Regions from separate parts of the Homo sapiens genome. Here region 2 is linked to region 1. A link is a contact called in ENCODE Hi-C or POLR2A ChIA-PET data. All regions are on one chromosome and are shown on one strand. The core of a region is the stretch at or near the end of the contact, and the rest is flanking DNA. Distances in the headings are between cores, read along the strand shown. Region 1 overlaps TTLL4 (tubulin tyrosine ligase like 4). Region 2 holds the start of TUBA4B (tubulin alpha 4b).

The links. Hi-C counts contacts between places; a loop is a spot of excess contacts on that map. ChIA-PET counts read pairs that join two places held with the same protein, here RNA polymerase II (POLR2A). Pooled maps may share reads with other maps.
Region 2: a pooled map shows a loop between it and region 1 (2.0-fold over the local background). The contact joins the promoter of TUBA4B here to the enhancer-like site in region 1. A Hi-C loop is called at or near these places in 1 of 50 pooled maps. POLR2A ChIA-PET finds 5 or more read pairs at or near these places in 3 of 52 experiments (Caco-2, GM10248 and endothelial cell of umbilical vein).

What each region holds. Positions count from the first base shown.
Region 1 is chr2:218,742,066-218,748,761 of GRCh38, forward strand. It overlaps TTLL4 (tubulin tyrosine ligase like 4), which reads left to right. Exons shown (of 20, transcript NM_014640.5): 6 at 3,044-3,168; 7 at 3,626-3,736; 8 at 4,090-4,166; 9 at 4,938-5,129; 10 at 5,225-5,307; 11 at 5,532-5,660; 12 at 6,040-6,162. Among named protein-coding and RNA genes, the nearest start is that of TTLL4, 35 kb to the left of the region's middle. RefSeq lists enhancers at 2,750-3,949, 4,943-6,142. Within about 2 kb of position 3,311, at least 14 of the 41 ENCODE cell types and tissues checked have a DNase peak (open chromatin) inside an H3K27ac peak, as active enhancers do.
Region 2 is chr2:219,251,580-219,258,275 of GRCh38, forward strand. TUBA4B (tubulin alpha 4b) reads left to right here and starts at 1,664. Exons shown (of 4, transcript NM_001355221.1): 1 at 1,664-1,840. The coding sequence starts at 1,829. It overlaps TUBA4A (tubulin alpha 4a), which reads right to left and starts at 2,339. Exons shown (of 4, transcript NM_006000.3): 1 at 2,277-2,339; 2 at 429-651; 3 at 1-134. The coding sequence starts at 2,279. RefSeq lists enhancers at 1,722-1,801, 1,832-1,891, 3,322-3,391 and a silencer at 2,302-2,671.

The DNA.
Region 1 (6,696 bases), core at 2,061-4,560:
TACTCCTGCCTCAGCCTCCTGAGCAGCTGGGACTACAGGACCACCCACCACACCCAGCTAATTAAAAAAAATTTTTTTTGTAGAGTTGTGGGGGAAGGTCTCATTATATTACCCAGGCTTGTCTTGAACTCTGGCCTCAAGTAATCCTCTTGCTTTAGCCTCCCAAAGCACTGAGATTAGTGGTCTGAGCCATTGCACCTGACCAAAAATGGAGATAGATGAATTCCAAACCACTTTGCATTTTAAAGATGAGTAAAATACTTTTGGATTGCTAAAATCTTATTTTTTCTCTATTATGAAACATTTGTATATTATGGAAAATTTGGCAACCACTGAAAAACAGAAAAATCATTGGAAACACTACCTGTTTCTTTACACAGCAGTACTTTCATTGCATTTCCTGTTGTTGTGCTCTAAGAATCATGTAATTTTAGAGATGGAAGCCATCAAGTCCAGTGTAAATATTGAGGACCAGAGAAGTGAAGCAGCTGTTCCAAGGTCATAGTTTCTAGCATGGCTAGACTAGAAGCCAGGTCTCTTGAGGAGAAGTTCAGGATTCTTGTGAGACAACTCACAAGGGTTTTTTGTTTGTTTTTTAAATTAAGCTTGTGATATTGAGATAATTATAGATTTCACATGCAGTTGTAAGAAAGAATGCAGAGAGGTCCCCTGTACTGTCTACTCAGTTTCCCCCATTGGGTAACATCTTGCAGAAGTACAATATAGTACACTTGGGATGTTGTTAACATTGTTAGAGTCAAGATATAGAACATCTTGCCGGGTGCAGTAGCTCACGCCTGTAACCCCAGCACTTTGGGAGGCTGAGGCAGGTAGATGAGTTGAAGTCAGGAGTTTGAGACCAGCCTGGCCAACATGGTGAAACCCCATGTTTTACTAAAATACAACATATTTTACTAAAAATACAAAAATTAGCTGGGCGTGATGGTGGGCGCCTATAATCCCAGCTACTCGGGAGGCTGAGGCAGGAGAATCACATGAACCTGGGAGGCAGAGGTTGCAGTGAGCCGGTATCGTGCCACTGCACCCCAGCCTGGGTGACAAGAGCAAGACTCTGTCTCAAAAAAAAAAACAAGATACAGAACGTTGTCATCACTGTAGGAATTCCTCCTCCTCCTACCCTTACTCTCCCATCCCCTCCTTAACCCCCTGGCAACCACTAGTTCTCCTTTTTGTCATTTCAAGAATGTTACACAGATAGAATCACAGCAGTATGTCACCTTTTGACATTGACGTTTTTTCATTCAGCATATTCTTTGGAGACTGACCGGGGTTGTTGCATGTATTAATAGTTCTCATTCTTTTTTATTGCTGGATAGTGTTCTGTGGTATGGATGTACCACAGTTTGTTTAACCGTACACCTGTTGAAGGATATTTGGGTTGTTTTCAGGTTTTGGCTGTTATGAATAAAGCTGCTATAAATAATCATGTACATATTTTTCTGTCAATGGAAGTCTTCATCTCTCTGGGATAAATGCCCAGGAGTGCAATTGCTAGGTTGTATGGTGGTTACATGTTTAGTTTTTTTAAGAAACTGCCAAAATTGTTTTCCAGAGTGGCTGTACCATTTTACGTTTCTATCTTTTTTGTTTTGTTTTGTTTTTGTTTTTTTGAGATGGAGTTTTGCTCTTGTTACCCAGGCCGGAGTGCAATGGCGTGATCTTGGCTCATTGCAACTTCTGCCTCCTGGGTTCAAGCAATTCTCCTGACTCAGCCTCCCGAGTAGCTGGGACTACAGGCATGCGCCACCATGCCTGGCTAATTTTGTATTTTTAGTAGAGACGGGGTTTCCCCATGTTGGTCAGGCTGGTCTCCAACTCCCAACCTCGGGTGATCCGCCTGCCTCAGCCTCCCAAAGTGCTGGGATTACAGGCATGAGCCACTGCACCCGGCCTCTATCTTTGTTTTTAAATTTTAACTCATTCTTATTGACTTTCAACAATCTTAAATTCTCATACTCAGTAAACCAAAAGCCTTTGAAGAAAAAGTTTGAAAATGAGGAATAGAGTTGAATTAATTAGAATTTTTCATTGGGAATTAGTATTTAACTTGATTCCATAAAATTCATTAAAAATCTTTAAGAGTTAAAACACTGAAGTGTTTCACATACAGTGCCTATTTCTGTTGTGCTGAAAATAATAACAGGTAAAGTGACTTTTTTAAACTAAAAATTAATGTTATAATAATATTCGTGGATTATATTATCTAAGTTGTAAAGAGTAATAGCTATTTTCTCCATTTTTCAGTGCTAGTTAAAGGAATGATCTTGGTCTCTCAGCTTGTACCTGACAGGTAGTTGATATGTTTGCTATGTTGACACCCCTTGAGACAGCCTTGGCCAAGCCCTTGTTGGATTAACAGTAGGGACCCCCATGGCCCACTGTCCCACATCAGCCACATCTCTTCATCACATCCATATCTGTGTTCCCATACTGTTACATAAAATTACAGTGTCACAAATCACTTCCAAAATGGAGAAAAGCACTAATGGTTCATGAATCTTTAGATGAACCTAAATATAAAATGAACTGGAAGTATCACTGTTTCTTTTCTTTCTATTGCTTTTTCCCCTTTTTTTATTTAAAAGTCTCTACACCTCAGATCTTGTTTGGTTTTCCTCCTTCGTAATTTTTACATCATTCTTTTCTCTCATTTATTTCTTTGTCTTAGCATAGCACGTTCTGCTACTGGTATCCACCCACATTCATTTCCCCTCTCAGAACTACTCCTGTCAGGGACTTTCCCAGCCAATGTCTTGTCACGGGAAATTTTGGAGCTGTATTGCAGAATGAAGTGTTGGAAAACCTTGTCTTTAGGTGACATTTAATGGTGTGGTTGTATGTAGGTTAGCCTAGTACCTTATGGATTAATATGTACAAAATAATTATTAATTATTGAGCACCTGGCTTTTTAGAATCACAAGTTAAAAGACAGCACTTGGAAATAAATCGTACGTCGTAGTAACGACGCTTCAGGGCTGTTGCTTTTTCCCTTTCTCTACTCCATGTTTGTTTTTCGTCTTAGAAGCTGTATGGAAATTCTGACCAAACCCCTTTCCAATCATGAGAAAGTTGTCCGACCAGCCCTCATCTACAGTCTCTTTCCCAACGTTCCCCCTACCATCTATTTTGGCACTCGGGATGAGAGAGGTAAACCTGGCCAAGTGTCAAAGCCCAGAAGAGCCCCCGGGGAGAAGGTTGCTAGCTAAGTTGGGAGGAGGTGGCAGTAGGTAGGAGAGGGTTTCCAGAATGGCTGTTGTGGCAGTTGTCACACTGTGCTCAGTTCCCCATGTGGTCGTAGGTCTGATGCAACCTTTTTCTTGTCTGTCCTTTAGCTGACCCTTTTCAGCCTTGCCATGTCATGCTGAGTTCATGCTCTTCAACCTTGTTGCTTTTCCCTTTCAGTCTTCCCTTTCTTTGTTCCTCATTCCTGCACAGCCCCTCTTCTTTCCCAAAGTGTGCTCCTCTGAAACCCTGATCTGGAGCAATAGTTAGTGACTTGCCTGCCCAGGGAAGAATGGGCAGCCATGCCATCTTTTTTGTCTTCTCATCATGACTCTCTGCTCCTCTCCATCCCCCATCCCCACACCCCTTGCATTCTTCCCAGTGGAGAAACTTCCCTGGGAACAGAGGAAGTTGCTCCGATGGAAGATGAGCACAGTGACCCCCAACATTGTCAAGCAGACCATTGGACGGTCCCACTTCAAAATCAGCAAAAGTGAGTTGCTTGCCTTACTGTGAGCCTGTCCTTTTGCCCCAAATAGATGGGCTTTGCATAGGGGGAGAGCTCTAGACACCTCGTGCCTATGTCGGGGCAGCTGGGGCCCTCTCCTGAAATCCAACCTCATAGGAGGGTGTAGCTCTGAAATCCTGGACTGAGCCTGTTGTTCAGAATTGAGAGACAGAGGGCCATTGTTCTGTCCCTGGCCCCAGGGCCTCATGTAGGACAGCTCCATAGCAACTCTTTGAAAACCAAGTCTGGGAGCTCTGCCCAGTTCTGGGGCCTCTGGGCCTCTCTCTGTCCCTGGACTGAGCTGTTAGCAAGGCTGATTCCTGATGTACCTCCCATAGGAAACGATGACTGGCTGGGCTGCTGGGGTCACCACATGAAGTCTCCTAGTTTCCGATCCATTCGAGAGCATCAGAAGGTAGGGGTCCTTTCTGAGGAGCTGTTTCCCTGGACTTTGGACTAGGCCAAGAGGAGGGGGATGATGTGAGTAGGGGGTAGGGGGCGGGAAGAGGATGATGACCATGGAGAAGTCAGGAAGGTGTACAGAGGAGAAAGTACAGGACGGGGGTACAGTGAGAGACTCCAGTGGATCACGTACATCTCCAGTTCAGCTGCAGTATCTTGGAGTTTCTTGCCTATGTAGGGGGCAGCTGAGTCCCTCTCCTGAACTCCAACCTCATAGGAGGGTGTAACTCTGAAATCCTGCAGTTGCAGCTTCTCCAAGATGCTTTTTCCTCTAATGTGTCTTGAGTTAGATTGTCTGTTTTCTGTTTATTATGTTTCCCTATGATCACTGCACATTCCATTCTCCCAAGCTGAATATGTGTAAAGAGGACTTCTGGTCTCACATTGGAATGAATGAGTCCCTTGCCTCCAGACTTACTAAAGGCGAAATGCTTTTCTGTCCTCATCCCATAGGGTTTCATGGATAAAGATGTAATAGCTTTTTCTTTGCACTTAAGGTGAATATCACATCTGGCTTACATTACTCTGTTTTGTCTGTGTTTTAATCATCTTTTGGTGAGTGCTCTGCAGTTGGATACTTGAGGACCATTAGGGTGGTGATAGTAAGATGGAACAAAAGCTTGGAGTGCTGCTAAAGAAGTTGGAATGGTAGAATGAGTCTTGTCATCTTCCTCATGGCCTCACCTCTGCCCTCTTCCTGCACTCACCCTTTTCCCTTTTGTAGCTAAACCATTTCCCAGGCTCATTCCAGATTGGGAGGAAGGACCGGCTATGGCGGAACCTGTCACGTATGCAGAGCCGCTTTGGCAAGAAGGAGTTCAGTTTCTTCCCCCAGTCCTTTATCCTGCCCCAGGACGCCAAGCTCCTGCGCAAAGCGTGGGAGAGCAGCAGCCGCCAAAAGTGGATTGTGAAGCCAGTGAGTGAATCACAGTGGGCAGGAGACTATGGTCTGTGAGTGGGAACAACAGAGTATTGGACCTGGAGCAAATCTCATCTCCTTTCTGCTCCTAGCCAGCATCAGCTCGAGGCATTGGCATCCAGGTTATTCACAAGTGGAGTCAGCTCCCCAAGCGAAGGCCCCTCCTGGTACAGAGGTGAGCCTGTAGCACATATCCCTTACCCCATCCTCCCACCTCCTTGGCCTCGAGGTTCCCTTCTTACAATGTTCTGCCCTTTGTTCTCCCAGCCAAAGAGCTTCCTTAGCCAACTGTTCTAAGGTCTTTATCTTGGGGACTGTTAGCTGGCTTTTCCTGTGGCTTGGTTACCCACTGAGCCCCATCATCTGGCTGTATGAGAAGCTGGCCTTTGTCCTATGTAGGTATCTACACAAACCCTACCTCATCAGCGGCAGCAAGTTTGACCTGCGGATCTATGTTTATGTCACTTCCTACGATCCTCTGCGGATTTACCTCTTTTCAGATGGACTGGTCCGCTTTGCCAGTTGCAAGTATGTGACAGTGGTGAGGTATCCTCTGACAATATTGGGGATTTTATTTTCCTTGGAGGGAGGGAAACTAGAAGACACCAAACAGAAAAATAGTTTTTGTTAGCAAGGGGAAAGGCAGGAAATGGGAAATATGGAGGCTCTCTACTTCGTTAAATCTGGGGAGGGTCTTCCTGCATGCGGGACTGAGGTGGGATAAAGGAGATGAGTTTAGCTGTGGTTTTTCAGAACTTTGCCAGTAGACACACTTCTCAGGCTCTTGTGGCTATGAAAAGATCTGTGTACTTGTTCTACACCTCTTCAGGATTTGGGGAAATGTTTGGCCCCTTCTCCATCTGCTCTGTTACCATCTTACCTCTGCCTTTTGTTTCCTTACTTCCAGGTATTCGCCTTCCATGAAGAGCCTTGGCAATAAGTTCATGCACCTGACCAACTACAGTGTCAATAAAAAGAATGCCGAGTACCAGGCCAATGCAGATGAAATGGCTTGCCAGGGCCACAAATGGTACTGAGGGCAGAGTGTCCCAGTCCAGTGAAGGCCTAGAGGAATACAGGGTTCTGGGGTTTTGGGAGGTTCAGGGGCATGGCGAGTGGAGGATTAATATAAGACCCAGAGATAACACTTACCAATTCAGAATTGGTCTATTTGAGGCCGGATGTGGTGGCTCACGCCTGTAATCCTAGCACTTTGGGAGGCCAAGGTGGGTGGATCACCTGAGTTCAGGAGTACAGGACCAGCCTGGCCAACATGGCGAAGCCCTGCGTCTACTAAAAATACAAAAATTAGCTGGGTGTGGTGGCAGGCGCCTACAATCCCAGCTGCTCAGGAAGTTGAGGCAGGAGAATCACTTGAACCTGGGGGACGGAGGTTGCAGTGAGCTGAGATCGCGCCACTTCACTCCAGCCTGTGTGAAAGAGTGAAACTCCATCTCAAAAAAAAAAAAAAAAAAAAAGAATTGGTCTATTTGCATCCAAGTTCATCTCTTTCATAATTTAAACTGCGAAAGGAAGAGATATGAAGAAAATACCATTAGGTCTC
Region 2 (6,696 bases), core at 414-2,913, 510 kb after region 1:
ATCCAGCACTGGGTCAATGATCTCCTTGCCAATGGTATAGTGACCACGGGCATAGTTGTTGGCAGCATCCTCTTTCCCAGTGATGAGCTGCTCTGGGTGGAAGAGCTGTCGGTATGGGCCATTTCGGATCTCATCTGGAAGGGCAAAAACCACAAAGCTATGCTCAGCAGGGACCTTCCTCCCCCAGGGTGGTAGCTGTGGCCAGATGCATGGAAGGACTCATCCTCCTGCCAGCCTGAGATACCAGAGTGTGAGAGAAACCCAGACCAGCTGCCCAGGCCAGTCTCAGATCAGCTTGCCTTCTGCAGCTTCAAGTACGGCTAGGAATTTTCAGGGCTAGGAATGCCTGGTCTAAATACCCTCTCTCTCCAGGGAGAAGCTTTGAGTCATGCTCCACCCCCTTCAATTTTGTCCCCACTTCCTCTCACCAATGACCGTAGGCTCCAGATCCACAAAAACTGCCCGGGGTACGTGTTTTCCAGCACCAGTTTCACAGAAGAAGGTGGTGAAGGAGTCGTCCCCTCCACCAATGGTCTTGTCACTGGGCATCTGCCCATCAGGCTGAATCCCATGTTCCAAGCAATAGAGCTCCCAGCAGGCATTGCCCATCTGGACACCTGCCTGCCCCACGTGGACTGAGATGCATTCACGCTGAGGGATAGAGAGAGGGGACACAGCATGAGCCCCACATCCACAAGTCCTCACCTTGCGAGTCTCTCTTCCACCCTATCATCTACCAGCTAGGATGACTCAGTTGGCAAGAGTGGAGGGTTGGGGCTGGGCAGAGGTGAGAAGAGAGTAGCAGCCTGCCCGGGCTCCCAGGTACAGGACTCCCCACCTGGAGGCACCCAGCAATGCAGGCCAACCTCTTAGCCCACTTCTCAGTGGGGAATCTGTCAAGTGAGCACTGTGGCTCCACATGACAAAAGGTTTCCTAGAGGTATGGGTTTACAGCTAGAGGCCCCCCCCCCACTTGATTAATTATTTGCTTTGAGTATGAACAGCTAGAATTCATAGAACCCTTTCCCTCTTTCTTTCCTGTAAGCTGCAGAGGTGTCTCAGCCATCCAATCTGGCATCAACTGACCACACGCCATCAGGATGCCCTCCTCCCTCACCTTTAAATCCCATCTGGCTCTGGGGATCAATCCCATCTGGCTCCTCTCCCCACCTCCACCCCCGCACCCTGGGTGTCTTCACCACTTTCATCTCCCGTGTCAGCCCGCACGGAAATAGCGGCGGTAATGCTTGTAAGCTCAGACAGCAGGGGCCAGCAATAAGGTTTGAGGGTACTGGGGCGCTCACTGCCTTAGGCTCCGTCCCTGTCAGCCCGAAATTAACCCCTAAAGCACTAAAGTCCGGCAGGGCCCGCGCGCTCTTCCCACACCGAAATGGCGGGGTGACGGTTTCCAAATACCCAGAAAGGAAGTGGAACCTGCGGTGAGGCCCCAGAGGTGACCCGCCTTGTCCCGGGCAGGATGGGCGCCATCCTGCAGCCCAGCCCTACATCCGCTCTCCCTCTGGAGTCTTTACAGTTATTTCCCAGCCCAAAGCGGGGATTGGGTTTCGGCCCCCGCTCCTGGGCTATAAATACCACCCCCTACATGCACCTCTCTCCCCTCCCCCCAACCTGGCCTCGGCCCGCGCAGTGCTCAGCGCCAGCTGTCTCTGCCCATCCGCGCACCCGGGCTTCGGCTGGAGAGGGCCAGCTCGCTTCAGGAGGCCGAACCCCGTTCCCACCAACCCTCTCAGCTCAGACGCGGGGTGCTGAGTCACGGGGGGGGGGTGGTTCTGTGGATAGTTGGAATGCATACACAGAGGAAAGGGGGATGCGGCACCAGGTAACCTGACCCCTTCCACCTTCTAGCGCCAAGCACGTGCTCGGTCAGTGCTGAGGACCAGGGACTGGGGATGTAAGAGGGCAGCCAAACCCGTCTTCTTTTGCCCGCGGAAAGGACGGGGCGCGGGCCCGCGTGACTCTCATACAGAGTCGGGACACAAATGCTCGTAAGGCAGGAGCAGAGTGCCAGGAAGGGTTCCTCTCTGTTACTGAAGAGTCGCACTCCACCCCAAGCCCCAACCCCAGCCACCGAAGGTGAACTATACGGCTCGGCCAAAGTCACCAGGAGGGGGTTGGGGAGGGAGGATGCAAAACCCTCGCACCTCCTGGAGACCCGGAACGCCCGGTGGAGGTCCCCGAGCATGCCTGGAAGAAGTGTCCCCCAAAGGAGAGGGGCAATTAGGGGACAGGCGCGACCCCGGCCGGGCCGCACTCACCATGGTGAGTCCGGGCGGTGCGTCTCACGTTGAGTCGGGGTGACAGGTCTCAGTGAGAACTGCGCTAGCTGCAGTGCCGCACCGCCCTTATAGGCGGGGGGGGGGCGGGGCCCGCGTTCCCCGCTCGCCCACTAGAGGCTGGGCGGCCCGCAGGCCACGCCTCCCGGGAGGGTAAGCGGCCCCCCCGAGGGGCGGAGCCTGGCCTGGTACCCTCCCCAAGCTGCGCGGGGGTCCCTCACCTGTCCCGCTGGGATTAAGAGTCGCGATTCGGGCTTTAACCATTCTTTCCTCGTTTTGAGCAGACACGCTGGGCTCCCGAGGGCCTCCGCGGAGATGCAGGGTGCTGTGGCAGGGCGAGTCTCACCTGCACCTGCGTCCTGGAGGCACCGGTCATCCAGGTGTTCTGACTTAGGTCGGGAGCAGGCGAGGCGGTCCTTCCCAAGCGGCCACAGCTGGCCTTCACCCCTGCCCTTCCAGCCCTGCCTCCCAGGAGACTCGGGCCGGCTGTGAGGCTGTGGCGCGTCCCCGGGGAGCCCTTGCCAGCTGCCTGACGCTTCCTGGTCCCCGGCCGGGGCGGCAGCCTTTCGCCGACGCCTGTGGGCGGCCGAGGACCCAGAACTGCACAGCCTGAGCCCCAGATTGCCAATGCCTTAGGCGCTCCCGCAGAGTCGAGCCCCGCAGCCTGTCTGCCGGGGCCGACCCCGGAATCTGCCGCGGCTCGCCGGCCGCCCGCGGGTCAGTGGCGCTGTCATCAGCGCAGTCACTATGATGCCCTCGCTGAGGGCACCTGCCCACTCCCCTGCTGCCAGAACTGCGGGAGCGCTGACCGGGGGACCTCAGGACCTGGATTCTCCTCCAGGCTACCCTGTGTGACCTTGAGCAAGTGACTTAACCTCACTGAGTCCTTGACATTTTCGTGGGTGAAAAGGAGACAGTGATGTCATAGTGGAAACATTGTTGTAAGCTATCAAAATGTCTGTTGCCTCTGAAGAGAAAAGAAGAAAATCGAGATTCTCATATCTTGGATGATTCTGACTCTTGGTCTCTTCTGTCTCTAACCCAAGAGCAGGATCTGCAACCCGCACCTTAATGGTCTCAGCACTCAGCCCCTGGTCTCCGCAGAAGCCCTTCTTTCTACATTTCATTCCGTTCTCTCCACCCCATCTTTTCAAGCTACTTCTGCTTTCTCTTTCTCTCTCTCTCTCTCTCTTTTGAGTCAGTGTCTTGCTGTGTCACCCAGGCTAGAGTGCAGTGGTGCAATCTCAGCTCATTGCAACCTCCATCTCCCGGCTCAAGGCCATCCTTCTACCTCATCCTTCCACCTCAGCCTCCTCAGTAGCTGAGACCACAGGCGTGCACCAACACCATGCCCAGCTTATTTTATTTATTTATCTATTTTTGAGATGGAGTTTCGCTCTTGTTGCCCAGGCTGGAGTGCAATGGCACGATTTCGGCTCACCTCAACACCTGCCTCGCGGGTTCTAGCGATTCTCCTGCCTCAGCCTCTGGAGTAGCTGGGATTACAGGCATGGATGCCTGGATGATTTTTGTATTTTTAGTAGAGACGGGGTTTCACCATGTTGGTCAGGCTGGTCTCCAACTCCTGACCTTAGATGATCCACCTGCTTCAGCCTCCCAAAGTGCTGGGATTACAGGTGTGAGCCCCCACACCCGGCCTTATTTTTTGTATTTTTAGTAGAGACAAGGTCTCGCCATATTGTCCAGATTTGTCTTGAACTCCTGAGCTCAAGCGATCCACCCGCCTCAACCTCCCAAAGTGCTGGGATTACAGGCCTGAGCAACCACCCCAGCCTGCCTTGCATTTTCTAATTGTCTCCCTTCACTGGGGAAAGTCATCTGGCAGTGCCCCAGGTGCTGCTGGTTTGCAGATCTTAAGAAACCTGTCTTCCTGGCTCTACATCACTTGGAAAGGATTCACCCCTCCCTCCCCCATCACCTGACAACACAACATAATACCATGAAAGAACTAGTGATGGCAACTCTCTATCAACAAAATAGGCAAGGCATGGAAAGGAATATAGTGAAATATGACAAGGTCTTTCTTCCCAGTAGACTTGCCATCTGATTGGGAGAACAAGACTCATTCATAAAAAGAAAACTGACAGGGGCGTATAATGAGGCTTCTTTGGGGAATAAGGTCATGGTCCCTACAAAGAAAGGAGCCGTGGTGACTATAGGACACATGGCAGTAGGTTGCAGACCCTCCCTGAACCTCTTTTTCCTTGTGCTCTCCTATCCTAGCAGAATGAACATAGTAAGAGACTTGAGCTATCTTAGGAAAAACTCTAAACCTCTTTGACCTTCAGGTGCAGATTCTTCATTTGTAAAACCGGGATAACAACTTCAGATTGTGAATATCAGATGAATTTAGAGATGTACATATTCACATCAAGGCACTGTGTAAGTAGCTGTGACATTTATTTTAGTGCATATAGCACATCATGCTATAGTTATTTGTGTACATGTCCATCTTAATATTATAGATAGCAAACTATTGGAGGTAAGGACTGTGTCTTATTCATCTTTGTTTCTAGCTCCTAGCATAGTGCTTAGCACACCTGGTAAGCATTTGCTAAGTGTGTGTCAGAAGAATTGTTTCACTTCAGAGATGGTAGGCAGAAGAATGCTACCCCATAAAGATGTCCACATCCTCATCTCCAGGACCTGTGACTGTTACCTTACATGGCAAAATACTTTGAAGATGTTATTAAGGTAAAGATCTTGAGATAGGGAGATGATCCTGGATTATCCCAGGTAGGCCCAGTGTAATTTCAAGGGTCCTTATAAGTGAAAGAAGGAGGCAGGAGGGTCAGAGTCAAAGAAGAGGTCAGACCTGGTGCAGTGCTCATGCCAGTAATCCCAACACTTTAGGAGGCTGAGGTGGGAGGATCACTTGAGGTCGGCAGTTTGAGACCAGCTTGGGCAACATAGTGAGACCCTGTCTCTACCAAAAAATAAAAATTATAAAATAAAGAAGAGGTCAAAAGTAAGTAGAGGTCAGAATGATGTGATTGTTGGCTTTGAAGAGGGATAGGGGCCATGAGTAAAAGAATATGGGCAGCCTCTAGAAGATGGAAAAGTCGAGGAATAGATTCTCCCCTAGAATTTCCAGAAGGAAGGCAACCTGGCCAACACCTTCATTTCAGTTCTGTAAGACCCATTTTGGCTTTTTTTTTTTTTTTTTTTTAAGATGGAGTCTCACTGTTGCCCAGGCTGGAGTACAGTGGCGCGATCTCGGCTCACTGCAAGCTCCACCTCCCGGGTTCAAGCAATTCTCCTGCCTCAGCCTCCCGAGTAGCTGGGACTACAGGCATGTCCCACCACTCCTGGCTAATTTTGTATTTTTAGTAGAGATGGGGTTTCACAGTGTTAGCCAGGATGGTCTCGATCTCCTGACCTCGTGATCCACCCACCTCAGCCTCCCAAAATGCTGGGACTACAGGTGTGAGCCACTGCGCCCAGCCTTTTTTTTTTTTTTTTTTTTTGAGGCAGGATCTTGGCCGGGCATGTAATTCCAGCACTTTGGGAGGCCGAGGCAGGTGGATCACGAGGTCAGAAGTTCAAGACCAGCCTGACCAACATAGTGAAACCCCGTCTCTACCAAAAATACAAAAAATTAGCCAGGTATGGTGGTGTGCACCTGTAATCCCAGCTACTCAGGAGGCTGAGGCAGGAGAATCGTGTGAACCTGGGAGGCAGATGTTGCAGTGAGCCAAGATTGCACCATTGCACTCCAGCCTGGGCAATAGTGAGAGACACTGTCTCAAAAAAAAAAAAAAAAAAAAAAAAAGAGACAGGAAGACAGGATCTTGCTCTCTTGCCCAGGCTGGATTGCAGTGCTGAGGCAGGAGAATCGCTTGAACCAGGGAGGCAGAAGTTGTGGTGAGCCAAGATTGTGCCATTGCACTCCAGCCTGGGCAACAAGAGCGAAACTGTCTCAAAAAAAAAATATATATATACACACACTATATATATATATTTTATAGATATGGGGTCTTGCTGTGTTGCCCAAGCTGGTCTAGAGCTCCTAGCCATAAGCTCTTCTCCTGCCTTGGCCTCCCAAACTGCTGAGATTACAGGCATGAGTCACCTGGCCCATTTTGGGTGTTTTTTTTTTTTTTTTTTTTTTTGAGACAGTCTCTCTGTGTCACCCAGGCTGGAGTGCAGTAGTGTGATCTCAGCTCACAGTGCAATGCAACCTCCACCTACCAGGTTCAAGCGATTCTGCTGCCTCAAAGTCCCGAGTAGCTGGGATTACAGGTGCACAGCATGCCTGGCTAATTTTTGTAGTTTTAGTAGAGATAGGATTTCACCATGTTGGACAGGCTGGTCTCGAACTCCTGACCTCAGGTAATCCACCTGCCTTGGCCTCTCAAAGTGCTAGGATTACAGGCATGTG